Regions from separate parts of the Mus musculus genome. Here all the other regions are linked to region 2. Evidence: chromatin loops called from intact Hi-C (ENCODE). Cell type or tissue: heart. All regions are shown on one strand. Each heading gives the region's core, and the rest is flanking DNA. Links, peaks and the distances in the headings are about the cores only. Region 1 overlaps Col4a4 (collagen, type IV, alpha 4). Region 2 has its middle 15 kb from the start of Krtap28-13. Region 3 has its middle 19 kb from the start of Tm4sf20.

Region 1 (10,811 bases), core at 1,154-9,153, 520 kb before region 2:
TAGATGCAGAAAAAGCATTTGACAAGATCCAACACCCATTCATGATAAAAGTTTTGGAAAGATCAGGAATTCAAGGCCCATACCTAAACATGATAAAAGCAATCTACAGCAAACCAGTAGCCAACATCAAAGTAAATGGAGAGAAGCTGGAAGCAATCCCACTAAAATCAGGGACTAGACAAGGCTGCCCACTTTCTCCCTACCTTTTCAACATAGTACTTGAAGTATTAGCCAGAGCAATTCGACAACAAAAGGAGATCAAGGGGATACAAATTGGAAAAGAGGAAGTCAAAATATCACTTTTTGCAGATGATATGATAGTATATATAAGTGACCCTAAAAATTCTACCAGAGAACTCCTAAACATGATAAACAGCTTCGGTGAAGTAGCTGGATATAAAATAAACTCAAACAAGTCAATGGCCTTTCTCTATACAAAGAATAAACAGGCTGAGAAAGAAATTAGGGAAACAACACCCTTCTCAATAGTCACAAATAATATAAAATATCTTGGCGTGACTCTAACTAAGGAGGTGAAAGATCTGTATGATAAAAACTTCAAATCTCTGAAGAAAGAAATTAAAGAAGATCTCAGAAGATGGAAAGATCTCCCATGCTCATGGATTGGCAGGATCAACATTGTAAAAATGGCTATCTTGCCAAAAGCAATCTACAGATTCAATGCAATCCCCATCAAAATTCCAACTCAATTCTTCAACGAATTGGAAGGAGCAATTTGCAAATTTGTCTGGAATAACAAAAAACCTAGGATAGCAAAAAGTCTTCTCAAGGATAAAAGAACTTCTGGCGGAATCACCATGCCAGACCTAAAGCTTTACTACAGAGCAATTGTGATAAAAACTGCATGGTACTGGTATAGAGACAGACAAGTAGACCAATGGAATAGAATTGAAGATCCAGAAATGAACCCACACACCTATGGTCACTTGATCTTCGACAAGGGAGCTAAAACCATCCAGTGGAAGAAAGACAGCATTTTCAACAATTGGTGCTGGCACAACTGGTTGTTATCGTGTAGAAGAATGCGAATCGATCCATACTTATCTCCTTGTACTAAGGTCAAATCTAAGTGGATCAAGGAACTTCACATAAAACCAGAGACACTGAAACTTATAGAGGAGAAAGTGGGGAAAAGCCTTGAAGATATGGGCACAGGGGAAAAATTCCTGAACAGAACAGCAATGGCTTGTGCTGTAAGATCGAGAATCGACAAATGGGACCTAATGAAACTCCAAAGTTTCTGCAAGGCAAAAGACACCGTCAATAAGACAAAAAGACCACCAACAGATTGGAAAGGATCTTTACCTATCCTAAATCAGATAGGGGACTAATATCCAACATATATAAAGAACTCAAGAAGGTGGACTTCAGAAAATCAAATAACCCCATTAAAAAATGGGGCTCAGAACTGAACAAAGAATTCTCACCTGAGGAATACCGAATGGCAGAGAAGCACTTGAAAAAATGTTCAACATCCTTAATCATCAGGGAAATGCAAATCAAAACAACCCTGAGATTCCACCTCACACCAGTCAGAATGGCTAAGATCAAAAATTCAGGTGACAGCAGATGCTGGCGAGGATGTGGAGAAAGAGGAACACTCCTCCATTGTTGGTGGGAGTGCAGGCTTGTACAACCACTCTGGAAATCAGTCTGGCGGTTCCTCAGAAAACTGGACATAGTACTACCGGAGGATCCAGCAATACCTCTCCTGGGCATATATCCAGAAGATGCCCCAACAGGTAAGAAGGACACATGCTCCACTATGTTCATAGCAGCCTTATTTATAATAGCCAGAAGCTGGAAAGAACCTAGATGCCCCTCAACAGAGGAATGGATACAGAAAATGTGGTACATCTACACAATGGAGTACTACTCAGCTATTAAAAAGAATGAATTTATGAAATTCCTAGCCAAATGGATGGACCTGGAGGGCATCATCCTGAGTGAGGTAACACATTCACAAAGAAACTCACACAATATGTATTCACTGATAAGTGGATATTAGCCCCAAACCTAGGATACCCAAGATATAAGATATAATTTGCTAAACACATGAAACTCAAGGAGAATGAAGACTGAAGTGTGGACACTATGCCCCTCCTTAGATTTGGGAACAAAACACCCATGGAAGGAGTTACAGAGACGGAGTTTGGAGCTGAGATGAAAGGATGGACCATGTAGAGACTGCCATAGCCAGGGATCCACCCCATAATCAGCATCCAAACGCTGACACCATTGCATACACTAGCAAGATTTTATTGAAAGGACGCAGATGTAGCTGTCTCTTGTGAGACTATGCCGGGGCCCAGCAAACACAGAAGTGGATGCTCACAGTCAGCTAATGGATGGATCATAGGGCTCCCAATGGAGGTGCTAGAGAAAGTAGCCAAGGAGCTAAAGGGATCTGCAACCCTATAGGTGGAACAACATTATGAGCTAACCAGTACCCCGGAGCTCTTGACTCTAGCTGCATATATATCAAAAGATGGCCTAGTCGGCCATCACTGGAAAGAGAGGCCCATTGGACTTGCAAACTTTATATGCCCCAGTACAGGGGAATACCAGGGCCAAAAAGGGGGAGTGGGTGGGCAGGGGAGTGGGGGTGGGTGGATATGGGGGACTTTTGGTATAGCATTGGAAATGTAAATGAGTTAAATACCTAATAAAAAATGGAAAAAAAAAAAGAAAATGTAAACGAGGAAAATACCTAATAAAAAATTAAAAAAAATAAAACAATCCATCTAAAAAAAGAGAGAGAGAGAGAGACTGTCAACCAAGGCCAGAACAAAGAGCCTTGGTAAGTTAGGACAGTGTGTGTGTGTGTGTGTGTGTCCAATTTTCTACTATGACCTTTTTGTGGTTTTTCTTGGCAAAACATCTAGTTAATGTAAAAACAAAACAAAACACAAATGAAGTAACAAAGAAAACGTTTTCAGTACCCGTTGGGTTGTGAGACCATGGCATTAGCTATCAAACTATCACAGGAAGGAGAAAAGGCTTAAACAAACTTAATCTTGGCGATATATCAACCACCCTCCATCCCTACCTCATGGAACATAGCCAGTAACACTGAAAGTTGTGCAACTTTGTCCCCACACTGAGAGATGAGAAAATTGCCTCAAGATCATGACTTACTCAAGCCCACATCCTTGCTGCCTTGAATCCTTACCTGGATGGTCAGCCTCTCTCCAAACCCCTCTGCCTCCCACTACTCTACTGGCATAGTGTAGGGCCTCACTGACTCCTATGTTGTCTGCAGTGAGATTTCTGGCTTTTCTCTCCCTCCTCCTCATTTACTTCATCATCATCAGCAGCAGCAGCAGCAGCAGCAGTTTTTGGACACAGAGTCTCACTCTGCAGCCTAGGCTGGCTCTAACTGTATGCACATTTGCCGTACTTCTAGCTCAGAGCCATTCACTGCCAAGCCCCAAGACAGTCACATCATTTGTTGCACAGGTTATCCAAGTGTCAGTCTCCCTCACTCCCTTGACCTCAGTTTTCTCCCCAACAGATCTGTTAGCTCCCTCCAGCCTGCCCTTCCCTTGGGTCATATGCCTTACCTCTGATGGCATATTGTGCCCCCACCCGGACCCCAACCCACCAGTCCCCTATGATCCATGTATTCATGTGCCATTCTCATTTGTATGCCAGAAATGACAATAGTCTTTCTTCATCTGTCACTCAAACCCTACCATCCTCCCATCAAAAATGTGTTGATGGCAGTGGCATCAGCTATTGGATGGAACACAGGGCCCCCAATGGAGGAGCTAGAGAAAGTATCCAAGGAGCTGAAGGGATCTGCAACCCTATAGGAGGAACCACAATATGAACTAACCAGTACTCCCAGATCTCATGTCTCTAGCTGCATATGTAGCAGAAGATGGCCTAGTCGGCCATCATTGGGAAGAGAGGCCCCTTGGTCTTGCAAATTTTATATGCTTCAGTACAGGGGAACACCAGGGCCAAGAAGTGGGAGTGGGTGGGTAGGAGAGTCGGGGGGAGGGTATAGGAAACTTTTGGGACAGCATTTGAAATGTAAAATAAGAAAATACCTGATAAAAATTAGAATAGTAAAAAAAAAAATAATAACCAAGCCACATGTTCTAGGCTCTTCCTCTGCTCTAAGCTCAATACGGTGTTCTGCTTTCTTCTCATGGGCTCTTTACAAAAATAGGAAGTAGAAAGCCACCTTTGCATGCTTCTTCATTCTCCGAGGAGGACTTAGCCTCAGAAAGATGAAGCAATGTGCTTGAGGCAACACAGACAGGACCTGGGGATGTAGAAGTCTGAACTCAGACCTTCCCATCTCAAGGTGTCTGCTTCATTTTCCATTCCAGACCTCACCAACCCCATTTCCCTCAAACCATCATTCTTACCTGAAAATAACAGCCAAAGCAATTCACTACCTTCATTTCATTGATGTTTTGTGCTTATTACTTAAAATCTGGTTAAGATAATACCCTTTAGAATGTCTTTGAGACTAAAGATTCATTCCCAGTTACCTTGGTCACTGTCTCACAATATACAAATTTTTAGTGTGTTCCCATGCTTCATAAATACTTCTGAAAATAAAATGTACAAATGAATGTTGTGTCCAAGACACCTCCCCCTTTGCTGCGTCTATTTATTCTAATGTTATCATTCCTTTTAAATTCCCTCTTCTTTTTAATGCTGAGATGTAATTCAGAGAAGACGCCACTAGGTGGCACTGCAATATCACAAACACCCTCACCCTGGGCCCGGTGGGAAGCTGGAGTCCCCTGGGTACAGAGAACCTTCAGAACCCCCCCCCCCCAACCCCCATCCCCATATTGTTGAGGGAGGGAGGAGTCTGGACATCAGGAAGTGTTTTAAAACCAAAGAATGAAGAGGCAGTGAACAGTCCAAGGATCTTGGAGTGCAGTAGTAAAGAATGTTTTCTTGCACCCTAAGATAACCTTGCCGGCTAACAACAAGCGTGCGGATGCACTTATCAGTCTGCCTTGGAAGCACTAGGGATTTTAGCTATGCTCTCAAGAAGCAGTATGCCTGTACAAGGAGAAAACCCTGCACAGAGAACCAAAGGGAAAAGCTTAGCCGTTTGGAAAACAAGGTCACCTCTTCGACCAGTCCCTAATGAATGGTTCTCCCATGTGTGTTGGGAACAGCCTGACGTGATCCATGTGCTGTGGAGACCTAGGACACCAGGTAGGGCTCTGTGCATGCTGCTCCTGTGATTTCCCCCTTCTTCCCTGGCCTTCTGCCTCACCCTAGCCTCTGTGTTTTTCTCCCTGCTGTGTCTTAGCTCCTCTTACGCCTGTGGGAGTGACCCTGGAGCTCTGGAGGAATGCCTTGACCCCTTCTTATCTGCTCTTGATGGCGGAGACTGTATTTCCATGGAGCCCACTGTAACCACAGTTAAACAGTTCCCTTAGCCCCTCCCCAGCCAAGACCACTCCTTCTCAACACCTCCTACATATGCAGGGGACTTCACGCTATACAAGTCCAAAGCTAGACCCATGTTATTCCCTCAAATGTGGTTCTTGAAATACTTGCTGTCAATCTACACTATGTACACCTTCATTTGGGGGATAGCATCACCCTGAGCACTCGCCCAACAGCTCCCATGAGCCTCCCTCTGCAGTCGAGCTAGCCATAGGAATTTCTGAGCCTACCCACCCACCTCCGTGACCACTCCTTGTTAAGACTCTGTGACTTCCCACCTGGCTAGTGTAGTAGCCTGTTAGCAGGCTTTCCTAATAACACGCTATCTTCCCTGACTATTGTATCCACTGACCCTATCCCCACTGTACTTATAAGATGGTTGGAGATGAGATGCTATTAGGATGGTATCCTGGGTTCAGCTATCATAGGTTGCCCAAGGGCAGTTCTCCCATGTCTGCCGCCGTATGTCAGGATGAGATTTGACACCACAGAGAATAAGCAATGTGAAGGAAGCTGGGATAATGCATCTAGAACCAGGGGAAGAACGATGGAGGTTGGAGCAGATTTTCCAGCTGCATCCTGGCAGGGCCAACCCCTTGCCTTTGAACAGCTGGTCTCAAGTGTTTGTGGAAGCATGCACTTCTGTTGCCACAAGCCACCAAGCATGTGCTAATTTGTCACAGAAGCTGTTGGTGTTAATGTGACTCTTCCTCTATGCTGGGGCTGGCTGCCCTCCAACTCCAGCAGGTCCAAATTCAAGAGCATATCCAATGTGTCTGCCACCCATGTGCTTCTATGCGAGGCCAGGCCAGGGCACCAACTTACCCACCAGGGAGACACAAGGGTCTTTGCTGTATCCTCTTTCCCATAAGACACCCTCAAGCACCCAGAAACAGTGGCTGAAGGGTGATTCTCATTGATTTCTTCTTATCCCATGGTCTTGCCCTTTGCCTGACAAGTATTTGATAGTTATTTGTCCAACAAATGGGAAGGGATTGCTATTCATTGTAGTTAAGACAGCACGACAAAGTGACCGAAATTTTTGAACTCCATGTAGGGAGACCTGAAGCCCTACTAGAAATCACTGCACCAAAGGAGACGATGGATGTAAACAGAAACGTGGAACCCACCGTCAAACACACTACACCTGAGTCCTGGAAGAAGTCCTGTTATATTAGAACATGTACACTTGGTATGATGGGAAACACATGACAGACTGTAGAGTGCTAGAGGCAACTATTCTGTTTCCTTCATCCATATACACAAATGCTAGATGCCAAGGAGATTTGGTGGCATACGAAATTGATGCTAGTTACCTTCAGCGATTCTTCAGATAGATGCCATCTACATTGAAGCAGCCACACTGTAGGTAGACCAGAGAGCTCTGCTAACCACAGACTCCCAAAACCCTTCTCAGAGATACTCAACCCCAAGACACAGCAAATTCCAACCTGGAAATGTGTCCCTTTTGTTTCTGCATGTGTTTTGGTGTTCAAAAACCATGTTACCATTTCTAAAATAAACACTTGAGCAACCTAAGCCTACATTGTAGCCTGCAGCCTGGCAGCCTGGAATCCACCTGAAAACACATGACAGTGCAGCACCAGTTTCAAAAAGATTCTGAATGCCCCTGCTTTTGCAGGACAAAGGCGTGAGATCCATGAATGAACCTCATGTTTATTGATGAGAATGGTCCCAGCCATCTGACCTCAGGTTACCTGATACCCTAAAAGCACATGCATCCATCGTATATATCACTGATCAGAGAATTTTCTAGTAATAAGCCATTGAGTCCTTAGAGGAACAGGATGTAACAGGACAAGAAAGCAGCTCCAAAGCCAAGGAACAGATGACAGACTGGCTTTATCCACCTTCAGCTGCTGGTGGGTGGTGTTTCGATGAAAGAGAACATTATTGACTACTGAGAATTTGGAGACATAAAAGTACGACATGGAACCATTTGCCAGGCTGAAGCTAGTGTCCTAAATGCAGCTGTGTGATGATAAGGAGTGAGAGTTAGAACTGTGCGTGCAAGTAAGTTAAGGGCATGAGAAAGAGAAATACTAAGAATAATTAAAATTACCCAAGTAAAATCTCCTTTTTAATCACAGGAGGCAGGCTGATAAATGTATAAGGGGTGGGTGAGCAAGAGCACAAGACTGGACTTGACTGAGCATAATTCAGTGATTTACAATCCCAAAGGAAAGAGAGGCTCACTAATATTGGACCTGGGTTTTAAACCAAAAACTTGAAGACAGGATGAGTTTAAAGCTGTTTGCCTCCTGTGCAGAAAACCAAGTCACAAAGATATGGTGGTTTCATGGCTGTTTCATTGTTTCAGATGATAAAATGTATTCCCATATGTTTAAATAAGCTACAGAAAGAAGATTAAATTAGTAATATTATCCCTCTATGGACTAGACAGAGGCATGGGACAGGGGAGGCTCCCAGGAGTGTATGGGGACCCTAGCTGAGACTTCTTCCTCTTCATGTAGCCAGGTGGGACTCCCAGTGGAGGGAGTGGGACATCAACCCACCCATAAAACCTCCAACCCAAAATTTGTCCTGCCTAAAAGGTATGCAAGGATAAAGATGGAGTAGAGATTGAGGAAAGGCCAACTAATGACTGGTGCAACTTGAGAACCATCCCATAGGAGAGAGCCAACCCCTAACACTATTAATGATATTCCGCTTGCAGACAGGAGCATAGCATAACTGTCTCCTGAAGGGCTTTATCTAGCAGCTGATGGAAACAGATGCAGAGACCTACAGCCAAATATCAGATGGAGCTTAGAGAGTCTTGTGGAAGAATGGGGGACAGGTTTGAGGGAACAGGAGGAGTCATGGGCACTACAAGAAAGTCTACAGAGTCAACTAAGCCGGGCCTATGGGGGCTCACAGAGATTGAACCACCAACCAAAAAGCATGCAGGGGCTAGACCTCAGACTCCTACATATTTGTAGCAGATGTACAGCTCGGTCTTCATGTGGGCTCTCTAATAGCAGGAATCGGGCTCTGTGACTCTGTTCCCTACCATTGGATCCCATAGCCCAAGCTGGACAGCCTGGTTGGACCTCAGTAGGAGAGGATACAGTCAGTCCTGCTGCAACTTGGTGCCCCAAGGTAGGATGGTACCCAAGTGGGAGCTTCCCCTTCTCTAAGGATAAGGGGGAGGAGTAATGGGGGAGGGTTTGTGAGGGTGGAACTGGGAGCAAAGGAGGTGGGACTGGGATAGGGATATAAAATGAATAAAATAAATTAATGAAAAGAATTCTCTGACCCCCCAGTCAGTAACCAAAACTCACAAAAGGTCCAATTTGGTTCATAAGAACATGACTTCTTCATCTTACACACAGACCCACTTACTACATGGAGTTGCTTCCCTGGAGACTGACAGAGACTAAGGAAAATTCCTGCTCAATGCTATCTCATTCATCTCCTCACAGAGAGATTAACAGCAAGTGTAGAGAGGAGATGGAGAAGAATCATAGATCATGTAGTGGAGCAACTCAGTAGCTATATAGTCACACCTCACATCCTGGAGCCAAGGGACACCCACACCCTGGGGAATGGGCTTAATCCTCTAGACAAACCTTTCTCTCCTAGGCTGAGCTTGAGTCTGCAAGCCAGCCATCAAGGGGACACTCCCATCTCCTGCCCCGACCCCAACACCACTGACCTGGAAAGTTCCTAGAGCCACAGTGGTCAGAGTTGACTTGCTCTGATGATGCACATCTCTGGCCACACTTGAAGGTCACAGGGATTTGAGCTATGAGAGCTTACTCACTTCCTAGCAGTGCCAGTGTGATATAGGAAGTCTGGGGCAGAGGAGAGACTGCTAACTGTGTTTCTCTCTCTTGGAAACAGTCTCCTTATGGATCCACAGTGGCTACAAAAAAAAGGCTTCTGCATCCTCTCTAGGCTAGATTCTGGATTTTAATCTGTTGGTTGATGCATGCAGACTACCTACTCACTCAACTCAGTACGATAAAGTACACCTATTTCAAAGGGGAAACCAATGGGCAACAACTCATTCCTCTAAGGCATGGACTGTGAATCAAGGGGCCGTTTACATGACCCGTCACAAGTATATGCTTATCTGATGAGGGAATTTAGGCACAGCCTTACTCAAACTGATGGAAAGATGATGCTGAATCACTGAGAGTACACGTCCCCGCTTTCACCTCATGTAGCTCCAGACTCACAGCTATTAACAAGAAGCTAGGTTTGCTTGTCAAGAATTGCTTTAGCCTCCCACTCGGGTGGATAGTGCTTGTCCTGAAGCCATAGTTATGAGGTGAAAGTCTAAGTGCTTGGTACAAGTTGTTGACCAAGGATGGGGAAGAGTTCATTATGCCACCACTGCTCCTCTGTAAGGAACTCGTGGCAAGGGATGGTTGCTGGGGAGGTGTCACTTTCTTCTGTGCTATATTCACAGATGATGTGACATTGCCTTAGTAGCAGCCTTCCACACATGCTCATACAAGCAACCCTAAATAAATGCAATGAGTAAAGAGTCACACATGTCACACACACACAAATGGGGTAGGGGGAGGAGAGAGAGAGAGAGAGGGAGGGGGGACGGGGAGGGGAGAAGGAGGAGGAGGAGGAGGAGGAGGAGAAGGAGAAAGAAGGAGAAGGAGAAGGAGAAGAAGAAGGAGGAGGAGGAGGAGGAGAAGAAGAAGAAGAAGGAGGAGGAGGAGGAGGAGGAGAAGGAGGAGGAGGAGGAGGAGGAGGAGGAGGAGGAGGAAGAGGAAGAGGAAAGAAGAGGAAAGAAGAAAGAAGAAAGATCAAAGTAGGAAAGAGACTTGCTAAGAAGAAGAAAGTTTTCAGTTAGGGGTGTGAGGAGTGACAAGTGGTCATGGTGATTTAAAATGACCACAATTCATTTTGTATCATCAAGTAATAAAAAGGCCCAACTTCCTTTTTAGGGATACCAGCTTTTTCCTAAATGGGCTGAGTAGCCTCAGGGAGACACCTCTAGCCCCTGGAATTCAGTGTCAGCTCATTATTATTTTTCAGCAGTCCACCTGGAGCTGCCTCTGTAGTGAGAGCTTGTCCAGATGCTAAGGACTGAGAGCCTATATCTCTATCTCCTCCCAGCGACATATGGTCTTCCTCCCACATTCTCTGCTGGAAAATGACACCCCCACCGGTAGCCCTCACAGGGAGATCCCAGCCATCAGGAAAGGTGGGGGTTGCTGGGGCTGCACACACAGTCCCTTTGGCCACCCAGTACCAGGGACACACACATAGCCGAGAGGAGCTCAGCCTCGGGAACCCTGGCAGTCCACAGACAGCCTTGGAGGCCAAAAAGCACACTCTGTACAGAGTCATTGGCTTGTGATCATAGGGAAGCTCAA
Region 2 (10,811 bases), core at 1,862-9,861:
TAATAACACAGAAGACCTTGCTCTCTGTTATTGTATACTGATTTGAATGGAGATATCTATATCTATGTCTATATCATCTATATCTATAATTTTAAAAATGAGGCCACAGTACCCTTATGGTTGTTTTAGTGTCCAATAAGAAATCAGTTATCAGAAGAGATGGCTCTGTGATTGAGAGCAGGAAGGTCCAGATTCGGCTCCCAACACCCACACGGTGGCCTATAACATCCGTGATTCTAGTTCCAATGGGTCTCTTCTGACCTCTACGGATACTAGGCATACATATAGGGCACCTACATACATGTACCCAAACACTCATATGCATAAAATAAATACATTAAAAAAATCAATGAGAGCTGTTAGTGTTATGTGTTCAGAAAGGGTCATAGCTATGCCCGTCTTCTTGCTGGGCCATCTGAGCAAGCTGGGCATGCCTATAACATGAAGGCAGTGGTAAGTGTATCTGATGAGTCTTTCTCTTGAGTCTAGCCTAGAAGAAGCATAGAGTCGAGTTTTTATATATTCAAGCACCAAGTGGGAGTGCATTTCTTTCTCTGCTGATTTTCATAGCTGTGTGTGTCCTGTGTTCTAACCCTTTAACCCTTCCCTTCCTGCATGTGTCCTTCGTGATCTCAAATCCTTTGTGAAAACAGGGCATAATCTCCAGAAGAAAGCAAACAGATTCTAAGTTAAAATTGTCTACGCTTCAGCCAAATAAGAAGAAAAAAAAAATGGCCATGTCTTGGCTTGAACTTTCCAGAATTCAACTTATTTGGTTTCACTTACCTGTAACAGTTTACTTCCTGTTGGAAAAGGCCCCTTGGCTGATTTATCAAATGCCCTCATCCTCTGTCATTATTTCAACCCAACATCTGCCTATAATATTTTGAGGCATGGTTAAAATGGATTCACAGATCCTCAAAATAGAAGATTATGGATAATGATAAAAAGAGGTAGGAAAGGTTAGAGGTAAAGTTGGGGTACTTTGCCTGTACCCCAGTGCATGGACAGCCTTCTCTGGTCCTCAGAGATAGCTCTTGTCCACACTTGGTGGCAATTCAGAAATATTGTGTTTTAAATGATCTATATCAATCCTTCTTCAGTATAATAATGTTTATAGCATGTTTAAGAGTTAGTTTCCTTCTTTGTCCCTCCTTGCCATCCTGTAATAAACAAAGGCATTTTCTGTCTAAATCAAGTCGAAGCATGGATTGGCCGACTCTCTTGGAGACACATCTCAGCTTCTTGTTTGGAGATCTCATCAAAGATTTAAGCATCTCTTCGTCATTCTGGATCCTGGGCTGTGTTCAACATTCAGGTCAGAACTTCATACACTTATTTGTATAAATATGTACTGATGATTTGGGGGGGCAGGGTGGGAAAATATGCATTTAGGTGATTGTGAAGACACTGTTGAGTGTTCTCGCACAAACTAACATGACTATGACGCCACAAGACAAAGTAAACACGTGAGACCGCCATTGTGATATTGGTCCATTGCTGGCAGTAACATTGTACTTGGTATGTGGGCAAATTCAGCTGCATGGACAGAAAAGTAATCCCTTTTTAGGACAATGTCGAATTTGTGTGTGTGTGTGTGTATGTGTGTGTAAAACCCACTCCTTAATACTCTGTCTTTTCTTGTTATTCCTTTATTCTTATATTTGCCCTTGGCAGAGCATCTCATTTGTATGTGTGTGGAATAAAGGGGCAGATCCATCACAAAGTGAAAATACAACATTTACATATGTTTTTTCTTCTTTATTTTCATAACAGACAGAAATAACATTTCTGGTGGCTCTATTGCAATTTAGTGGTGTGTGTGTGTGTGAGTGTGTGTGTGTGTGTGTGTGTGTGTGTGTGTGAGTATGTGTGTGTGTGTGTAAGTCAGAGGTCAACTTTGTGGAGTTGGCGCTCTCTTTCTGAGGATCCAACATGGGACTTGGGACTCCAGGCTCCCACATCAAGCTCCTTCATCCACTGAGTCACTTATCCACTGGTTGATACAGGGTCTCACTCTTGAAACTTGGCTGAACAGAGACCTGCTATGTAGACCAGGCTGGCTTTCAATTCACATAGAATCCTGCCTGCTTTTGCTTCCTGGTGCTGAGATGAAAGGCATACACCACTACACCAGAATTAATTTTTATCTTAAAAAAGAAAACACCATTAAATATATATAATATATAACATATATATTATAATATGTAATATATAATATACAATATATACTATAATATATAATATGTAATATATAATACATTATACATTATATAATTTTTAATAATATATGATACATGATCTATGATATAACACATAATACATAATATATAATACATATAACAAAACTGTATACTTTGCAACTATGCTATTAGCATGAACAATGCTCAGTGCGAATGAGTTTTCTTTGGACTTTCCCTGGCTAAGAACCCCACTGCAACAGCACTGCTTGACATGTATGGGTTTCAGAACTTGAGCTTTATGGGTGAAGACAATGACTAAACCCCACAGATAGCTCTAGGCTGGAAGGAATACTGCTGTCTTTACACTTGTGAGTGAAGGGGCTGTGCATCTACATGACACAGTTCCCCAAGGGCCAGCTGTCTAGAGTCCAAGAAAGATGTTTCATGTGGTGAGCCCAAAGCAACTGGTGAGCAAGATAAAGGTGGGCTCTGCATCCTTGCTGTTGCTGCTCCACGTGGTTCTTTAGTTCCCTGGAAGTTCACTGAGATTTCACTGAGACACAAATGTTTTCTTTCTTTGTGAAAACTCACTTCCTGGCTGTGTAGCTCAGAGGTAGGGTAGCATGCATGGGGGTTCTGTGTTAAACCCTCAGTACTATGAAAACCCAAGCAGAAGCCACTTATTAGAAGCCATAAATACATTTAGGGCAACTTCCCTGGTAGATTTTCACTTACTATTTTCCTCCTAGCTGGAAATTGCTTCCCTCTGAAGGAATGTCAGCCGTGGAGACTAGTTATCGCTGGAGTGTTTTCTATGATGCTCAGTACAAGCTGGTTCAGAGAGTGCACGGAAGAGTGCTCGTTACATCGGCAATAATCCTGAAAAACACGGTTGACTTGACGTTGCACTAGGTAACTACCCAGCATTTTTGTGCTGTCCCCTTGGCATGTAGCAACAGAACAAAGGGCACTAGATTGAAGAAGAAAATGAGTTTAGTAGCTGGCTATAACATGTCTTTGTGGCCATTTTGTTAGATGCTATTTTTGAAGTGAACAGAAAGATTCCTTGAGATGTAAAGTTTGTAGCTACTACACATTGTCTTAAGATAGTTTAAGACATTTTGTTGAATATGAGCAATTTGTGTCTGCGTGTGAATCTTAAATCACACACTAACAAAGTAACATGGAAGGGTTTTCACTTTTCTTACATCTAGTCTCCTGCATCGTGTTGATCCCAATACAGAAGGAGAATCAAGTTCAAAACTGTGCATGTGGGTTCGGTGATTTACACAAGATGTGTCATACATTATGTACATAAAATGTATAGATAAGCATTCTTTCCCTTTTGCGATAGCTTTTAAGATTACCTGCCAGATCTCTGCATGGAAAACTAAAAGAAGTCAAGCAAAGCAAACCATATGTATGAGAAGAGTAGGGAAGGGTCAAATCAGGCACAAGAGGGAGAGAGTCCAGGAGGAGCAAGCTCGACGTTTGGGTATGGGAGAGGGAAGGAATCTGGTCATGTCCTGCTGGGAAGAGACTCTGGAGAGACCAAAGGATGGGGCTGGGCTCTAGCATACATCTGTTTGGTTCCTATCATTTGCTTCTTACACAGGCCATAAGACATTGTAGTGTTTTCTAGAACAACACTGGCTTGTGATGGAGACAAACCACTTAGCAAAGGATATATACGCATCTGTTTATCTATCACACTGCTTACAATAGTTTTGCATTGTAAAAATAGACTCTATCTGCAGTTGCTGGCAATGTAGTCAACCAGTACCCTGGATTTATGTATGGCCTCAGCAAGTTCCTGTATAAATACAAGTGAACTACTATGCATGCTTGTTAGTCAACTAATATGTTGCGTTCTGAGTAGATAAGTCAGGTTGGTCCTGCTTTACGTTAAAAGGTGTTCCCGTAAATTGGCATAGGAATTGCTTTATAATCTGTAGCCATTCCACCCTAAGCACAGCCTGTCTTTTCTGACCTCAAAAACTGAACACGGGAGGATGGAAGAAAGGCCACAGGGACTTTTGTTTTGCATTTTGAGATGGGGTTTGCTCTGCAGTCCAAGCTGGCCTTGAACCCTTGCCTCTGCCTGCTGACTATGAGAATTCTTCTACTGCTCAACATCCCAGGCTTTTAGCCTCTCATTCCTTTCTATTCCTGGCTTGTACAATGATTGAATAGAATGGGAAAAAGACTAATTTTCACAAAACCAAAAGTTATCTTTTATTTGGGAAACTATCAAGAAGCAGTTGAATGAAATTCCTTTCATAAAGTCAGATGTCAGCGCCAACAACTATGAGACAGCACATGACTTATTTTGCCAAGAATAAAATTCATTGTTGTTAAGTATTGCCATACATTGTACAATAAATTCTACTAACGTGTCCTATACAAGGTGTGATGAACAAAGGGAGAAGAGGTGGTTGGAGGGTGTTGGGGGACTTAGGAGGGAGAGGGAAATAGTCAAGTGTCATTCAGGACATGAACGCTGAAGAGAAGGTAGGGCTTTGCCTATCAGAGAAAGAGAGAGGCGCCTTCTAGCCAGAAGCCACATCTAAGCGCCACCACAGTGAGAGAAGGCACAGAGGGTGCGAATTTGGGCAGGATTCACAGTGAGGATGTCCCAAAATTATGACCCCCATGACCGTCAGGAACTTTGGTAAAGTAGACAAGAGTGTTCATTCACTCTTTAACCGAAGGTCAACAGGGCTTTGAAGCAGGGTGAGGTGTCATCCCTGAGCTGAGACCTTAACCCGAGGAAGAGAAATAAGAAGACACAGGCTTTAAACAGAGTTGACAAAGGGAGTTTTACAAATAGCTAGGAAACTGCTCAGAGATTCTAATAAATATGCAGCCGTAGGGATGGTACTAAGAGACTCCCGTGAAGTGCAATGGATTTTCTGCTATTCATATTTAAACATGAAAGGTTAATCACAGTCGGCTAGAGGAGGCTGACATTAAACACAGACTTAAATAACAACACGTCCCTCAAACTGAGCTTTCATTGTGGCGATTTCGGAGCTCGTTTATATTGCCTCAAATAATCCACACACAAATCTCGTGGAACAGATTTTGTTATCTATACTTTACAGAGAAGGAAAACAAGGCACACAGAGGCAAGAGGGAAGTTAATGAGGGGCTCATTTAACTAGTTGTTTGCAGTGCCCTTTTGAATAGAGCACTGAAAAGCAGCCCCGTGCTGCCACCTAATGGTTAGAAGTGGTAAGTACAGTAAGGGAGGAGACATCACAGTGAATAGACAGTCAGTGGCTCTCTGGAAGAGGCTGAATTGGAATAGAAATTAAGGTGATTGTTTTGGAAGATGAGCAGAGGGAGCAGCTTGTGCGAAGGCACAAAGATTACAGTTTTTGAGCCACATGTAGAGCTGAGGTAATGGGCCGCGTGGGCGACCTCGTAGGGGCTGGTAGGTACTGTATGCTGAGATCATGGGAAATCAATGAAGACATTTGATCATGTAGAGAAATTTGAATTTTACATAATTTCCCTGGTGGGTGCCAGGAAAATGGACATAGGGGCACGCTATTCACTGGGGAAGCAGGTGGTGGGGAGTGACCTACAACAGGTTTGGAGACCCCTCATTCTGCAAGACACAGCCGTTAGCCCAGCCTGGGAAACCTCTGCATCTGTACACATCCTTACATCTCACCGTGACCTTTGGGGGATAGTCAACCAGTGTCGGCTAGTCGGTAGTACCAAATGACTATCAAACATAGATTCCTAGTGTCCCATAACTTAAAAAAAAAGTATATATAAGAAAGACTTCTAGACAGATAAAATTGCCTATTACAAACCCTAGCAACAAAAGCTTGCATATCTTCTAGTACATTTCTTTTGCTTTGGAGCACAAACAATGGCTGATTAAAAAAAAATAGCACTTTCAACATCACACCAGCTTTAGTTGGAAAAACAACAGAGCCCAGCTGAGATGGCTAAAACCTTAAGAAATTGGTATTCTCTAAAGACTGATAGTGCGCTTTCTTTCTAGGCACTAAGACTATTTATGAAATGTGATACGGAGCCAGACTGTGTGGGCAAAGCAGTTTGACCTCACGTTTCCTTGAAGTAAGTGTTGTGGTTTTACAGGGCTCCTTGAATCAGTTTCTCCACTGGATTCGAAACATGACAGCGTGTGATGAAACTGGGGGTGGCTTGGGTGCTTTTGAAATATTTTGCAAAAGCAAGAAGAGCAAGTGGAACAAAACACAGACTGTCTGGCTTGTGGTGAAGTGTTATTCCTCTCTGTCAAGAAATACCAGTATTTCCCTCCGCTTCCACTGCTCTCCCTGCTACATGATGCTATTTTTCTTTTCTTTAGATAGAGAGGAGGAACTCTGTAAGCACTTTCAGACCCAATGAAGAAGAAACGGGGAGGGATGGTGTGAGATATCTTCAGTTTCTTGTTTCCTTACATGCCCTTGGCATTTTGAAAGGTTGCTGCTTAGTCCTTCATAGTTAACAATAGGGAGATGTGACAAGAGACCCGGAAGCTGAGCGATGCTCTGGGACCTTTAGACATCGGTCCTGCCTTCCCAGGCTGCTGCAGATGGCCAGCTCTGAAGCCAGGGTCCCAAAGCAAGGATCAGAAGCAGGAATCTGGTCAGGCACAAACCTCCTGACATGTGCAACCTGTGGTTGGCCAAGGATACCTATGAATGTGATCTAATACCAAAATCATACATGTATTTAAAACATTATGAGATTTGTTTTTTGTCTTTTGGGGATTTTTTTGTAATTTTTTTTTTTTGTGACTAGTTTGTGTATTTCTTTAAGGGTAAACTTTGTTAATGGCAATGCCAAAAGCTTGGACATGCTTGCAAGTTCTACATCTTTGGATGACTGAAATATATAGTCTCATCTCGGGATAATCTCTCTGACACCAGGCTCTCAAAAAAAGAGCCCAGAAGCATACACAGCAGAATAGTGTCACTCTGGAACACTACTTGCTTTAGTCTATTTGCACAGATACAACAAAATATGTACCAGCTAGCTTATAGGCAATAGATGTTTATTTCTCACAGTATTCAGTCTAAGACCAAGATACTGGCAGAGCCAGTGCCTTTGAGTTTCATTTCATGTAGTCAATGACTTTTGATTAAGTCCTCATATGTCAGAAAGTACTAGCTCTCTCTCCATGTTATGGGGGCACTAATTCCACTCATGAGGGCAGAGCCCTTGTGACCTATCACCCACCCCCAAAAGGTCCATCCCTTAATTATAGCTCATTGGTAACTAGGTTTTAATAGATGAGGTTTTTTGGCTACAACCATTGGGCCATTGTCTTCCAATCCTGTTGCAGTTCATGGGAGAATCTATACTGCTGAACTGTAGATGTTTTCAAGTTGTTTGTGATTTAAAAGTGCATGTTGGTAAGAGGACACCAAGCTTCCACTAAGGAGAGGGATACATTCAAGAGATCTGTTGAACATCTTGGTGACTACAGTTGGTGGGATGTGGTCATGTACACCTGTGGTATCAGACCTGGGAGTCTGAGGCAGGGGGCTTATGTTACTGAGCTACCCTGAGCTACACATTGACATGATGAGACCATGTTAAAAAAGAAAAAACAAATTCCTGCCTCCTACCCCCAAAAACCTTTCCAATCTAGGCCAAAACAAAACTGTATATATTGTATACTTGAAAACTGCTGAAATCAGGTTTTATGTTCTTATCATAAAAAGATAAAATAAAGGTAACTGTTAAGGAAATGTATATATCTCAATAGCTTGATTTAGCCATTTTACAATGATGTGTATATCAAAACATACTGTGAGCATATCCAATTTTTATTTAACTAAAAAGAAAGCAATTAAAATGATATTAATGAAAGAGTACAGAAAATGACTTGGAAAACTTTTCCAGAATGACTTACTTATTGCCAATAACATTAACATTACATTCTAACTTCATTCATGCGCGTTGAGGCCCAGGAAGCATGCTTAGGGTCTCTAGTGAGGCAGTGTGAGAAAGGTGCTGTGGGAACTGCTAACAGATTGAGAGTCAGGCCTCTGGGGTCAAACTAGAGGTCAGGGGTGTTCATCTATTCCACCTCCAGCACCATAACTACTTTGATAGCTTCTATGAGATAAAATCAATCACATCTACTACCTCTGTTAATCTCCTCTTGATTCTGTGTGAACAATCACAAGTTGGTGACTTAAAATGGGCCTTGTTTGCTCTCTTGAGGTTCCATAAGTCAGAGGCCCTGCACTGGTCTCATGGGGGCAGAAGTCCTGTCAAAGCAGGGTTGGCCCCTCCTACGGGCAGAATCTGTACCCTTGCTTCTTCTAGCCCTTGGAGGCCTTGTCTATCCTCAACTGATAGAACGTCCCAACCTTGGCTTCCATGATCTCCTTTGCAGTGAGCTTTGCAGCTGCCTCCACCTCAGAAAGTCATTAGAGATAAAATTTTAGGGTCCATCCTCACAAACCAAGATAACCCTTAATCAGATCTTCAAAGTTCCTTTTGTCGAGTAAGGTAGCATTCATGGGTCTCAGAGGTTAATAAAACTGGACCTGTCAAGGGGTGATGGAGCGGCTAGTCTCCGGGCAGACTCAACCTCTTGGCAGGACCCCAGTACCAGCAGCCTCCTGATTCATAACCAGGCCGGACCATGTGCAATAGGGCAGAAATCTACCAGCTCCGTGCTGTGCTACTTAAGAAGAAAGAGGAGGTGGGGTTTGCAGAGGCATATGTTTGTTTGTTGGTTGGTTGGTTTGTTTTGGGGGATTTTTTGAGTGAAATTTGTTGTTGTTGTTGGGTTTTTTTTCTAATAAAAGCATTTAGAAAGATTGGAATTGTAATTAAATTGTAATTAAATGTCAGCCCACAGCACCTTTCCCTTTAACATAGGTCTTACTGCTGACTCAGAGGTTTGTGTTTAATCGGGGAAAATCTTACAAGATCAGAACCTATTTGCAAACTGTGTGGCTGACATAACCACCCTAAGAGCCAAGATTAAGTGCTGGGAACTGTTATCTTCTCAAGGCAAAGGTCCCATTGAAGATTCTTGAGGTGGTCAACCTGTTAGCAAATGAAGTATTTGTTTACTAAGCAAAGCTCAATTTCACATAATGATTTTATTGTCTCATTTATCTCACCGTATTATATGATTCTGTTCACTTGTCCTTATGGTAAACACAGCTGTGATGCTATCCCATAATTCCACCCAGCATTATGTTATGGGTGGCTATGGGTATTTTCCTCAGAGTGTCTTCATTTCTAGGATTTTCTTTTAACTGCTCCTAGATCTACCCAGTGTGTTGTCCTTCAGTTGTTTTGCCCAGATGAATGCCTTTGGAGAAGGTGAATTCCAGGCTCTACTGAGCAAGATGGTGGTTGGATTTCAGAGGGCATCTCTTTCCCTCCCAGTGGGAGAATGAACATTCTGGAAAATGTGGTGTGGCACTAAGTCAGGCACAAGTGGATTTTTAAAGTGGTTAATTTTGAAATTTCTTTTGCATGGACCTGAAAAACAGGATATTTGAGTCAAATGTTAACTAGCTGATTTATGTGGGGCTAGACACTTGCTTGCTCATTACATACTGAAAGACTTCCCTAGATCCAGGTCCCCTTTCTTCTGTTGTATGAACTGTGACCTATAAGTTAAGTCTACATAAGTTTGGAGGTCTTTATTGAACCCTCCTTTAGGTACCATACCTTTTGAGATCTTTCAAGAAACGATAATGGCACTCAATACACAGAAAGACTAAAGAATAGAAGATGAAGGGGGCAGGGAGGGAGAAGGGTGGGGAATGCATTTGGAAACGAAGGAGCCATACTCATTTGTTCCTTGCCTCTTCAAGTCGTGTCAAACACACAGTCATCTGCAGTGACCGCTGAACCACCATTCACCTCCCCATGCTGTGTGTGCATCTGGGGCAAAGCTCTGTTTCCTAGGATCCCAACAGTGCTAACTAGCCACCATAAAATTATTTCTTTACTGCTTCGCAATCGTATTTTGCTACTGTTATGAATCGTGATATAAAAATCTGATAAGCAGAATATCTCCTATGCAACCACAGGGGGTTGAGCCCTGTGGGTTGAGGACCGCTGCTGCCTTAGATGCTTGTGAGGTGGACAAACACAGCCACTGCTGCTTCTGATCATGAAACGGAAGCCAGATGCCATGAAGAACTTTACTTCCCTAGAAAAGCAGAGGACCAGACCTTCACTCCAGGATGTCTAATCCTATAGCTAACCCTTACTGCTGACTTTACAGGGCAGGTGGGGACCTGTTATGCCTGCTGTCTTTCTTCCTATGTGTTTGATGGTGTCTGGGACACCTGTCACGGGAGCTTCTAGTACAGCCGTCCATCTCCCCCAACTCTTTCATCACAGTCACATTTTAGTTGCTTTGGAAATACAAAACCCCTTAGAGCTCTCTCTCCATCCTCTGCCTGCCCTTGCTCCTGGTGACTTTCCCTACTTATAATGTTTTGCTTAAAAAATCAGTTGCCTCTCTGAACGTATTTCTGGCACCAGTAACCTGTGTATTCTTTGTAGAATTAATTATCATCGAGTATTCAAAGTCTAGGGGTGGGAGGCTAATGGGGCAGAGGATCTTGAGCTGTAAGATGAATAAAAAGCATAGCATTT
Region 3 (10,811 bases), core at 1,256-9,255, 290 kb before region 2:
TGTAAAACGCAGGCATCTCTAACCCAGGGAGCCCTGTGACCGCTGGGGTCCTTATTTCCCTGCTCCTGTGGTGTGTGCTTGGGGGTGCGTTCCTACTTGGGTGTGGCTGAGAATACGTCGATGAGATTATAAATACCCTTTATAAGGAACATTGAACGGACTTCCAACTGGTGATCAATTCTGGGGAATTTCCAAGATGGTATTTATAGCTTTTGCTAATGCCCTGGGCTCCAGTCCATTCTGAAGTATTCCAGGAGGGACTCCCCCCCACCCTCCCAATTTCCATCAGCCACTGCAACCTCCCCTACTCTTTTCCTTGGAATCCTGTCTTACTCTGCACTTCCTTCCTCTCCAGATCTACAGTGATGAGGTAACTCTCTTGCAGGTGGGGCAGTCAGCTACAGTTCTCGATCTAATCAACTCCTACAAACCCTTCATTTCCCAACAAGGTCCCAGCACTTGAAGGGGAAAGACCTTCCTGGCCTGGAGTTTGAGAGGAACTGAATTAGCAAAAAGAGAAGTCTTTTTGTACAGACAGGTGTGTTTCTTATCAGTGACACTTTCTAAAGGTTTATTATTTTTTATTTTATGAGTGTGAGTGTTTTGTTGGTGGGCATGCTGCCTGCATGCCTGATGACTGAGGAGGTCAGAAGTGGGTGCTGGATCCCCTGGAACTTGAGTTACAGATAGCTGTGTGTGACCACATGAACCCAGGTCCTCTGTAAGAGCAGCAAGTGCTCTGAACTGCTGAGCCATTCCTCCAGCCCAGCTTTTGGTGGTGTTTTCTGTTGTTTTGAGATGGGGTCCTGTTGTCCTAGAAATCCTCTATGTAGCCCACACTGCCATCAAAATCACAATAATCCTCCTGCCTCAGCCATCCAAATGCTGGGATAACAGGCTTCCTCCACCATACCCAAATACAAGTCATTCTATTTATTTATTTGTTTGTTTGTTTGTTTGTTTGTTTAAAGAGACATGGTTCTGTATATCCTAGGCTGGCTTGGAAAAGATTCTGTAGCCAAGAGTGACTTGAACTTCCAGCCAATACCTTCCAAGAGCTGGGATTACAGGCTTATGCCATAGTGAAGGGCTGCTTTTACGTGCTGCTAGGAACTGAACCCAGGTTCCCATGCTTGTGCAGCAAGCACTCTACCAATCGAGCAGCATCCCATCCCTAAAACTCATCATTTGAAATGCCAATTCTGTTCTACAAAGATGCCTCAATCAGTACACATAAACCCTTTTTGTACCTTTCTGTCTCACGCCACCCATCAATCTCCTTTTCCTCCTTTGCTGGTCTGTCTAGGTGAAAACTAAGTTGATGTTGTTGCTGTTAATTCCTAAGCTCTCTGTTTGAAAGAACACTGTGGTCCTCCTGTAAGCATCCACTCAAAGGCTCCTTAAGACGGTTCTTGAGACTAAATGGTCCTTCAGTTGAATAGTTTCCACTGTTTTTGGAAGATACTTATGCTGGGGGTTGGGGGGAACAGAGAGAGGGGGAAGAAGAGAGAGAGGAGGAGGGGGAGGGAGGAGGAGGAGAGGGAGGGAGAGGGATCGAGGGGAGAAGGCCAGCCTGGCTGTATATTTGATTGCATTACATTGGGTCAAGGAAGGTGTTCTTGAAAACACAACTGAGAGCTACACAAGACCTAGCAGATGCAAATGTAGGCACACAAGAGCATTTTGGTCAAAGGCAAGAACAAACTCTGAGATGCTGAGGAAGAAAGGAGTAAATTACAAGGGGAAAAAAGGGAAGGATGGCTACTAAGACTTATGAAGTTCCAACATTGTAGTAACTCTATCTGGGATGGACAGGCATTCTCTGTCAGGACCAAGAGATGAAAGGGTTAATAATGGAGATGGAGACCCTGCCCCCCCCCCCGAAGAGGCTCCTAGAGTGGACAGAGATGCTGCTGCTGAAGAGTACATTCAGGTGCAACTGCAGAGTTGCATGGAGTCAACGGACTTGGTGGATGTTGATTTATTTATTAAACATTCATTTTATCTATGGTGTATGTATATGTGTGCCTGTGGATGTGGGTCCTGTAGGATGCTGAGCATCTTCCTCAATCACTCTCCACCTTATTTGTTTTCTGAGAACAATCCTTTCACTGAACCTGAGCTTCACCAATTCAGCTAAAGTAACTGGCTCCAGATATCTGTCTCTGGTTCTCTAGTACTTGGGATTATAGCTGTGTCCAGCTTTCATTTGGGTGTTAAAGATTTGAACTCAAATCCTCACAATTACGCAGCAGTCCATTTACCATCTCCCCAGCCCCTGGGTATATGCTGAGGAAGGACTTACTGGCTGATTAGATTAGAGAGGTCATGAGGAGAGTGACAGTCAGGAAGTACTCCAGACTCTGGTCTGAGTGCACAGGTGATAGAGAACCTTTGGCTGCTAGGATTGTTTGTGGCAAAGCAAGATGGTGACGTCAGAGTCTACGGCTTCAATTGGAGATACTTGTGAGCACGCCCATGGAGATGCCCGTAGGCCATTAGGAAGATGGATCCAGAGCTCAGGAAAGGGTCTAGGTGAGGACCCCTCACACAAACGAGCTTGACAGGGAGGACAAATGTAGAACTATCCCGCTGGTACTAAGTAAACAGAATATGAGGACAGGGTATAAAAGAGAGGAGGCAGTGACTGTAGCCAACCAGGGTGCCCTGAGCCTTTGGGTTTGTAGTGAGATGGATTTGCTGTGACTGACCCAGGTCACAGTGGGCTGAACAGCAGACATAAGTGCGTGAGATGGGAAGAGAACTTTTTCTACCAAGAGTCCCTGCCATGCTAAGACAGAGCATGGAACCACTGAACGGGATCACAAAGAGACACTCAGGAATTGACCTGGAAGGTCTCCAAGCTGGAGATGAGTTTGAAACTAATCTCTGACAATGGAAAGCAAGCAAACTTAGCTCCTCCAATCTTTACCTTTGGCCTCACCTTAAGAGAAAACCAGAAAAAAAAATAAAAATAAAAAGGTAGCCAAATCATTTATCACTATGCAAATCACAACTCTGCGTAATGCTTTCGCAAGCCAGACTTATTTCCTGATGTTGTATCTTGTGTTCTTTGATCTGGGGACCAGGAAAAGCAAACAGAGAAACTTTTCTAATATAAATGACAGACAGAAAGCATGTTTATGGGGCTGATAACATAGCTCAGTGGGTAAATGTAGCTGCCACCAAACCTGGCAACCTGAGTGTGGTCCCCAGACCCCATATGCTGGAAGAAGAGAGCCAACAGCCCAAAGTTGTTCTCTGAACTCCACATGCATACACACAAAATAAAAAATCATGTAATTCTGAAAAAAAACTAAAGAGAGCATGGTTATGGGCTGGAGCCATAGCCACTTGGTAAACAGCCAAGCATGCCTGATGCCCAAGTTCCACGCCCAGCACTACGTAAACTGGGTGTGGCGGTGCAGGCCTGTAATTCCAGCACTCAGGCAGTGGGGGCAGGGAGATCAGAGGCCCAGAGTCATCTTTGGCTGCACAGCAATTTTGAGATCGGCCTGGGCTACAAGAGACCCCGTCTCAAACAAAACAAAGCCAGGCTAGCGAGAGCCCCTCATCTTGTGATTGTGAACATGGTCTGTAAATTTGCTGACCTGTCTCTGTGTGTTTGAGGCAAGAAACTGGACCCCATCATGTCAAGGTTCACACAAGAACACAAGGCAGAGAAAGCGTTGATGTCATTAAGGGAAAATGCCACTGATGGGATAAAAAGATTGAAAAGTAATCCTACACAAGATTCAAAAACCATAATTAGGGCATCGGTGCCTTTATTTACGAAGCTGTGCTTCCCAGCTGCTTGGAAAGGCTGTCCAGGTTGTACACCACACACTTACAGGAGCACAAAAAGTTCTATCAGTGTGGGGGCCTCCTGATGGCCGTTCCCTACGGGGGCAGAACACCTGGCTGAGACACAGATGTGAAAAACATCCAAGGAGGATAGCCCTCCCTGCCAAGCAAAGTGCATCTTTTCCACCCCTTATTTGTTCTCCCTAGCCTCATATGATGCATAGTTGAATGCTCAGTTGTGGTGTTAGAAGGCCGTGTGAAAGTAATTTTGACTCTGGTTTCTGTACTTTAAGAAGTGAAGCATACAGGCTTGGGCCATCTGATTCATCAAAGCCACATCTGGGTCACTAACTATGATGTACGCAAACTTAGAGCACAGCTTACATCTTCCTCAAAGCAAGCTGAAGAGAGAGAAAAAAAGAAAGAAAGGAAGAGAGAGAGAAGAGAGAAGGGAGAGAGAGAGAAGAGAGAGAGATGATTGGTAGGTAGGTAGGTAGGTAGATAGATAGATAGATAGATAGATAGATAGATAGATAGATAGATAGATAGATAGATAGAGGCAGAGGCAGAACACTTGCTACCTAACATAGGTATAGGTTCAGGCTTGAGCTTGCCAAAGGGACAGCCCATGTCTGAGTGATACTAGATAGAAAAAAATAAGTGGTCTTTATTGAAGATGTTTGTGGAGCAGGAGGCAGCCATTTGAATGTCCCCAGTACCACCTTCCAAAGCTTTCAGAAAATGAGGATGAAATTAGCAGCTCAGTTCAGAAGCCCAGCACTTTCTAGGAGCTCCCCTAAGGCTTTCTGATACTCTGGTGTTTGGATACAGACCTCAGACCCTGATCCCCATGGTGGTTTTCTTTCATCTGGAGAACAGAGTATTCATTCTAGTCTTGGGTCCCATTGTGGTCAGCACCTACTTTTTGGAATCAGTCTCTATCAACTAACTTCACTAACCCTGAACTGAGAAACTGGCATGTGAGTGTGTATGTGCACTCCACACACACATTCTCATTCTCTCTCTCCCTTCCACCCTCTCCTCTCTCCCACCCTCTCCTCTCCTCTCCCCCTTCCAGTTCCCCTCCCCCTCCCCCTCCCTCTCCCTCTTCCATTTCTTTCTCTGCTTCTGAGGCTTACAGGCTTAGGACTATGAAAAACTTCAGAATGAAACCAAAAAGAGACAAGAAAAGATAAGGATTCATTCCAAACTGTAGATGGACCCTCCAATTTGTCGTTTTAGCTCTTGGGAACCTGAGGCGGGAGGATTACCATTATGGCAACTGTGGGACTTTCTCTATAAAGCAAAGCAATCCTATTGATTCTCACTGAACTTGAGCCTGCAGGAAAGTATCCTGTGAACTGTGTTATAGACACAAGAGGGCAGTGTGTGCTAACCAGTCACCACTGTGGCTCAGGCTTTTCACTCTTCCTGGAATGTCTGGCTGCTCTCCCAGACCTAACAGGAATTGATAAAGAGCTTTTGGGACAGGCGTGGTTAGCCCCCTAGTCTAGTCACTGAGGCACAGTGTGAAGTCAGCATGTAGAGACGGCTTGCCAGGAATGGGGAGGAATGTGGACACTCAGATCCAGCCCAGGAGTCATCACTGAGATTGCCCTGTGCCAAGGTGTTCTAAAAGGTAGCTTTTGAGCCACAGAGAATCTGATGCCATTTGATCTTGGACTCTAAAACCTCCATTTAAAGAAAGTTGATCATTCACTGGAGGGGAATTGGTTTCTTGTTTGGTTGGATGGATTGGCTTTTGTGTTTTTTGAAAAGTTTCCTGTAGACCAGGCTAGTCTTGAACTCACTATGTTAACCAGGCTGTCCTTGAACTTCTGACATTCCATCCTCTACCACTGGAAGGGAAGTATCACAGACTGCCCTGACCACTAGAGAGGACCTGACCATGCACGTGTTGTGTGCTAGGCCAGGGCACAGAATGTAGTCCCATGCAAAGTCAAAGGCTGAGCCCCTCCTGGGGTGTAAATCCACAACCTCCGGCACATTTCCTTGCCCTCTCCCTTTCTGTGTGAGCCTTCCCAGACAGCAGGAACCATCATCTATTCTTACTTAGAGAGGAAATGTGAATCATATGGTCGGCTCTCTAATCATGGCTGCCAGCCATGTTTCTTCTCAAAGGTACCATCTGCTTTCCGTTTATCTGACTATCGAGTGGGGAGTCGTGGTTCCAACACCCCCATCGAGGGTGTGTAGCTGAAGAGAGGGCTGTGCAGGCCATCTGATACCTCTAACTTGGCCTCGTCTCACTCACTGATTTGGGGTTCCCAGCAAACAATGCACAGCCCTGCCCATTGGAGCCCTCCTCAGTCTCTTCAGCCAGAAGCAAGCTCTGGCTCCTTTTAATCCCCCAACCCATCTCCCAGTTGCAGGAACCACAAATGGCCTAAGTACTGGACCATATCACTGTGTTTTATTTCACTCTCAGATTTTCAATATTCTAGTACTATTTTTTTAATGGAAATTCAAGAAAGAACAGAAACAACTGTTTAGCAAGCAAGCCTCACCACACACATGTATACACACACACACACACACACACACACACACACACACACACATACACACACACACCACATGCATGAATGCACACACACACTATGAGATGGTGACACATATGTGCCCATCTCATAAAAGGACACTTTCTTTTGGTTGTAAATATATCACTAACATTGGTGAATATCAATGTTTAATGAGCATCTCCAGAGGAGTTCAAGGTCCTTATATCCTGGAAACAAAGAACTGGACAAAGATACATGAATTGTTGGCAGCCGAGAGCATTGTTTTCTGAATCAGGCTTATATTCATAGACTGCTGTCAGCTTTGGTCAAAGCAACTTCTTTCTGCAATGAGCAGCAGTAACTGTAGAGTAGTGGCTGTCAACCTGTGGGTCAGGATCCCTTTGGGATGGGACGACCCTTCCACAGGGGTTGCCTATCAGGACTTTACAGTACGATTCAGAACAGTAGCAAAATTATAATTCTCAAGTAGCAAAGAAATACTTTCATGATTGGGAGTCACGACAGGAAGACTGTGTTAAAGGGTTGCAGCACTAGGAAGGTTGAGAGCTACTGCTACAGAGCCTTATGATCTTAGTTAGGGTTTCTCCTGCTGACATAAAAACACCATGACTAAAGGCAGCTCGGGAAGGAAAAGGTTTGCTTTGCTTACACGGTCATATCACAGTTCATTACTGAAGAAAGAAAGTCAGGGCAGGAACTCAAGGCAGGAACTGAAGCAGAAACCACAAAGGAGTTGCTTATTGGCTTGCTCCTCATGAATTGCTCGGCCTGCTGTTTTTATACAACTGAGGGCTACCTGCCGGAGGGTGGCGCCATCTACACTGAGGTGAATCCTCCTACATGCTCCATCAGTGATGAAAATGCCCCACCGACTTGCCTATAAGGCAATCTTATAGCGGGATAGTCTCAACTGAGACAATATTCTCACATATGTCTGGGTTTGTGTCAAACTGACAAACAAAACAAAACAAAAACAAAAACAAAAACAAGCCAACCAGCACACTTACTGTTGATAAAGATAATGAGCGTGGGTGATAATTAAATGCCTCCAGGTTCCTTGAGGGCAATTAAATCCCACCCTGTGCTGGTGGTGTACAGTCACTCCAGAGTGTCTTGACGTGACCCATAGCTTGAATGAACTCCTCCAAGGTTCGGGGGACATGATGAAAACAAGGGAGAAAACAATTTAAATGCCAGAGGAGGGGGTGGGATGTTGGGGACCCTGTCCTCTAAGTACAATCTGTCTGTTCTGATCTTGAATTCATAGTAAGTATGAATACCTGAACAAGATTGGCAGAAGACTGGACCAATCAACCTCCCATCCTGAGGCAGCGGGGAAGAGTGCTCATGAGGACCCTCCCCTCCCTGAGGATCTATAGGCAGTTGACAGTTGCTGGGGGAGGAAAAGACTTTTTCCTGGATGGTGTAGCCCCTGCTACGGTGACGTTGCTCCTACTGCAAGCAATCCTATTGAAACTGGTTGGGTCAGACACACATAAAGGCAAGGCATCAAAGTAAAAGGAGAGATAGTTGGAAGAGGAAAGATGAATGGGAGGAAGGAAAGAAACAGAAACGGGGCTGAGTATGATCGAACCACACTGTGCATGTGTATGGAAATATGAAACCCATTATTATGTACAATTAATATATGCTAATAGATATGTTAAAACACAATGAATTGTGTGAAAAGCCTAGAAGGACAGAAACTAGTATTAAACATGAGTTAAGAGCACATAAAAAATGTGCTGTTTCAAGGGAGGAGTAGGCTAGAGCAAAGAGTGTATTAGCTCAATGGTCCCACGGAACACAGGACAGGGCATTTGTGGGGCACAGCTGGGGCGTTTGTACGTTGGGTGTGTGTTGCTTTGCTGCTTTGCTTTGCTTTGTTTGAGACAGGGTCTCTCGTAGCCTAGGTAGGCTTTGAGCTTACTATTAGCAGAGGATATCCTTGAACTCCTGATCCTCCTGCCTCCATCTCGAGCTATGCATTTAAGCTGTGTGTCACATTTCTGCACTCTGGGGTGACTGTGCACTGGCACCAGAGGTAGGATGTAGTCCCTCTCCTGGAACCTGAAGGCATTTTACAGTCTTCCTGTTTGTCAACTTTCTTTTTCATTATGTTGATTTTTGTGAAACTTTCCTCATTCTTCCCATTACCCTGCCTCAACACCAGTCTCTCTCTCCTGAGCCTTGCCCTGCAGAGTATCTGATTGTCCTCTTAAGTCGGTATGGCTGGTTCTAGTTGAGGCAGATGCCTAACAGGCAGGCACAGTAAGCTCTCAACCACTGAGGTGGCCACATGTCTCAGTCCTCAGTACCCATCCTGACTCACTCTGGTAATCTCTACTGCCTCGTTCTGCCCTGCCTCGGCCATGTGTCAGCTCATTGATGCACAAGGGACCCAAAGTGCATCAGGAAAATGAACCCAGGCATTGCCATATTCTTCGGAGTAAGTGAACTTTCGACTGTTGTGTCAGCTGATTCCAAAGAAATGAGAAAAGGCCCTACCGCACACAGGATGGGGATGGAAGCTGGATGTGACGACTAGTCCTTGCTTGGGATCGTCGGAAAGCTGACAGTGAGGAAGACAGCTCTCTCAGCGTGCTTTGCATAATTGCTCCGTCTCAGTTTCTGCGAACAGTCCAAATCCTGTCAGACATGCATCTCTTCGCCTGTCAGCGCCCAGCCCCTTGCCAGGATTTCTCATTCTACCCATCAAGCATAATTTCCAGACTCCCTCTTCCCTGTCAGGAAGAGTTTAATTCTTCATTTTCTTCAGGCCTTCAAAGAATTTCTTACTTTAGAGGGAAGGGAGGGTAGTTATAATAGAAAAAAAAGTAAAGATTTCGGATTTATTTGGGGGACCTCGGGCTTCACACATTATTTGTAAGCATCCCTATCCCGGAACCTACCCTCTATTCTCTTTTTATCACTGATTTTTAAAAAATAGATATTTCCTTTTTAAAAAGATTTATTTTATGTAGACGAGTACACTGTAGCTGTCTTCAGACACACCAGAAGAGAGCATCAGACCTCATTACAGATGGTTGTGAGCCACCATGTGATTGCTGGGATTTGAACTCAGGACTGCTCTGGAAGAACAGTCGGTGCTCTCAACCCCTGAGCCATCCCTCCAGCCCTTACTCATTTATTTTGAGAAGAGGTCTCACTTACTCACCCAGACTGGCCTCACTACCAAATAAGCAGGCCTTAAACTTGTCATCCTCTTGTCCTGGCCTCCTCAGTAGCTGTGGTTACAGACCTCAAACACTAAAATCATTCTTCATGTATCCTATGAGTAGCTGTTCTGGTTGTTTGGGTTTTGGGTTTTGGGGTTTTTTGTCCTTGTGCACTTATGTGTGATGGTGGTGGTGGTGATGGTGTGTATGTGTGATATATGTAGGTATGTATGTGTACAGGTATATGTGTATGTGGCTGTATGTTCACCTATGTACCAGTATATGTGCCTGAGCTTGCATGTACTAAGACCAGTGGAAAATTTTGAGTGTCCTATTCTATTACATTCTATCTTACTCCCTTGATGCAGGGTCTCTCACTGAGCCTGGGGCTAGGTCACGTGACTAGTAAGCCCATGGGTCCTCGCATCTTCCGCCCACCTTCTCCACAGTGCAGGATTACAGCAGGCAGCTACGTTCAGCTTTTCTCATAGGTTCTGGGGACTCGAACTTAGGTCTTCATACTTGTGCTGCAAGTGCTCTCAGTTGCTGAGTCATCTCCTCAGGCTTCTATACACTGCTCTCAGCTGCTGAGTCATCTCCTCAGCCTTCTATACACTTCTAATGTCCCTTATTTGTGAGTAGATCACACACTTCCTACAAATGTCAAAGACTTCAAACTGAGCTGGAGTGATGGCTCAGTGGTTAAGGTCCAGTACCGCTTCTCCAAAGGACCTGGGTTTGGTTCCCAGCATCACTGCCTGTAACTCCAGCTCCAGGGGATCTAATGGCATCTTCTGGCCTCTGCGAACCCCCAAACACATATATCATACACTCACATTCATACAAACACATACATAAAAATCCACCAGGGTGGAAAGGTGGCTCAGTGGTTAAGTTTACACTGTTCTTTCAGAGGACCTGAGTTCAGTTCCCAGCACCTACATGAGGCAGCTCACAACTGCCTGTAAACTTGTTTTCGCATAGGTTTAAATGTACAGTGAAGATGCTCTGTTGTCCCTTTTCATCAGTCACCTGATTTCTACCAAAGGTGTCAACCATGCATAGCTAGGTCTCAAGTCCTTTTTAAAGATTGTCTCTAAATAAGTTAGGGAACAATGTTAAGTGAGCGTTCCACCCTCGAACTCAACAGTCAGCTCAGACTGGCCTTGAACTCACAATTCTCCCAGTGCCAGGATTACAGAGATGTCTGCGTCTTTGAGACCATCTTCCTGTTTAAATCCAAATGAATTCTTAAAAGCAATATATCAAATATACATCAGTTTGT

The links. Hi-C counts contacts between places; a loop is a spot of excess contacts. Peaks named below come from ENCODE experiments on the same cell type or tissue, not always from the same donor. Only the 100,000 strongest peaks of a DNase experiment are listed, where the experiment ranks them.
Region 1: a loop joins it to region 2, with 3 times the contacts of the local background. A loop is called at or near these places in 4 of 42 quality-filtered maps.
Region 3: it touches region 2 in a loop (8-fold over the local background); 22 of 42 quality-filtered maps call a loop at or near these places.

What each region holds. Positions count from the first base shown.
Region 1 is chr1:82,549,810-82,560,620 of GRCm38, forward strand. All of the region lies in intron 4 of Col4a4 (collagen, type IV, alpha 4), which reads right to left. Among named protein-coding and RNA genes, the nearest start is that of Col4a4, 32 kb to the right of the region's middle. In heart, for the core only: a CTCF peak has its summit at 4,732 (motif pointing right); no DNase peak of the experiment used is centred there; H3K4me3 peaks cover 622 bases; H3K27me3 peaks cover 525 bases.
Region 2 is chr1:83,070,928-83,081,738 of GRCm38, forward strand. No RefSeq gene overlaps it. Among named protein-coding and RNA genes, the nearest start is that of Krtap28-13, 15 kb to the left of the region's middle. In heart, for the core only: a CTCF peak has its summit at 5,410 (motif pointing left); no DNase peak of the experiment used is centred there; H3K4me3 peaks cover 398 bases; H3K27ac peaks cover 433 bases.
Region 3 is chr1:82,782,339-82,793,149 of GRCm38, forward strand. No RefSeq gene overlaps it. Among named protein-coding and RNA genes, the nearest start is that of Tm4sf20, 19 kb to the left of the region's middle. In heart, for the core only: a CTCF peak has its summit at 5,186 (motif pointing right); a DNase peak (open chromatin) is centred at 5,273; H3K27me3 peaks cover 391 bases.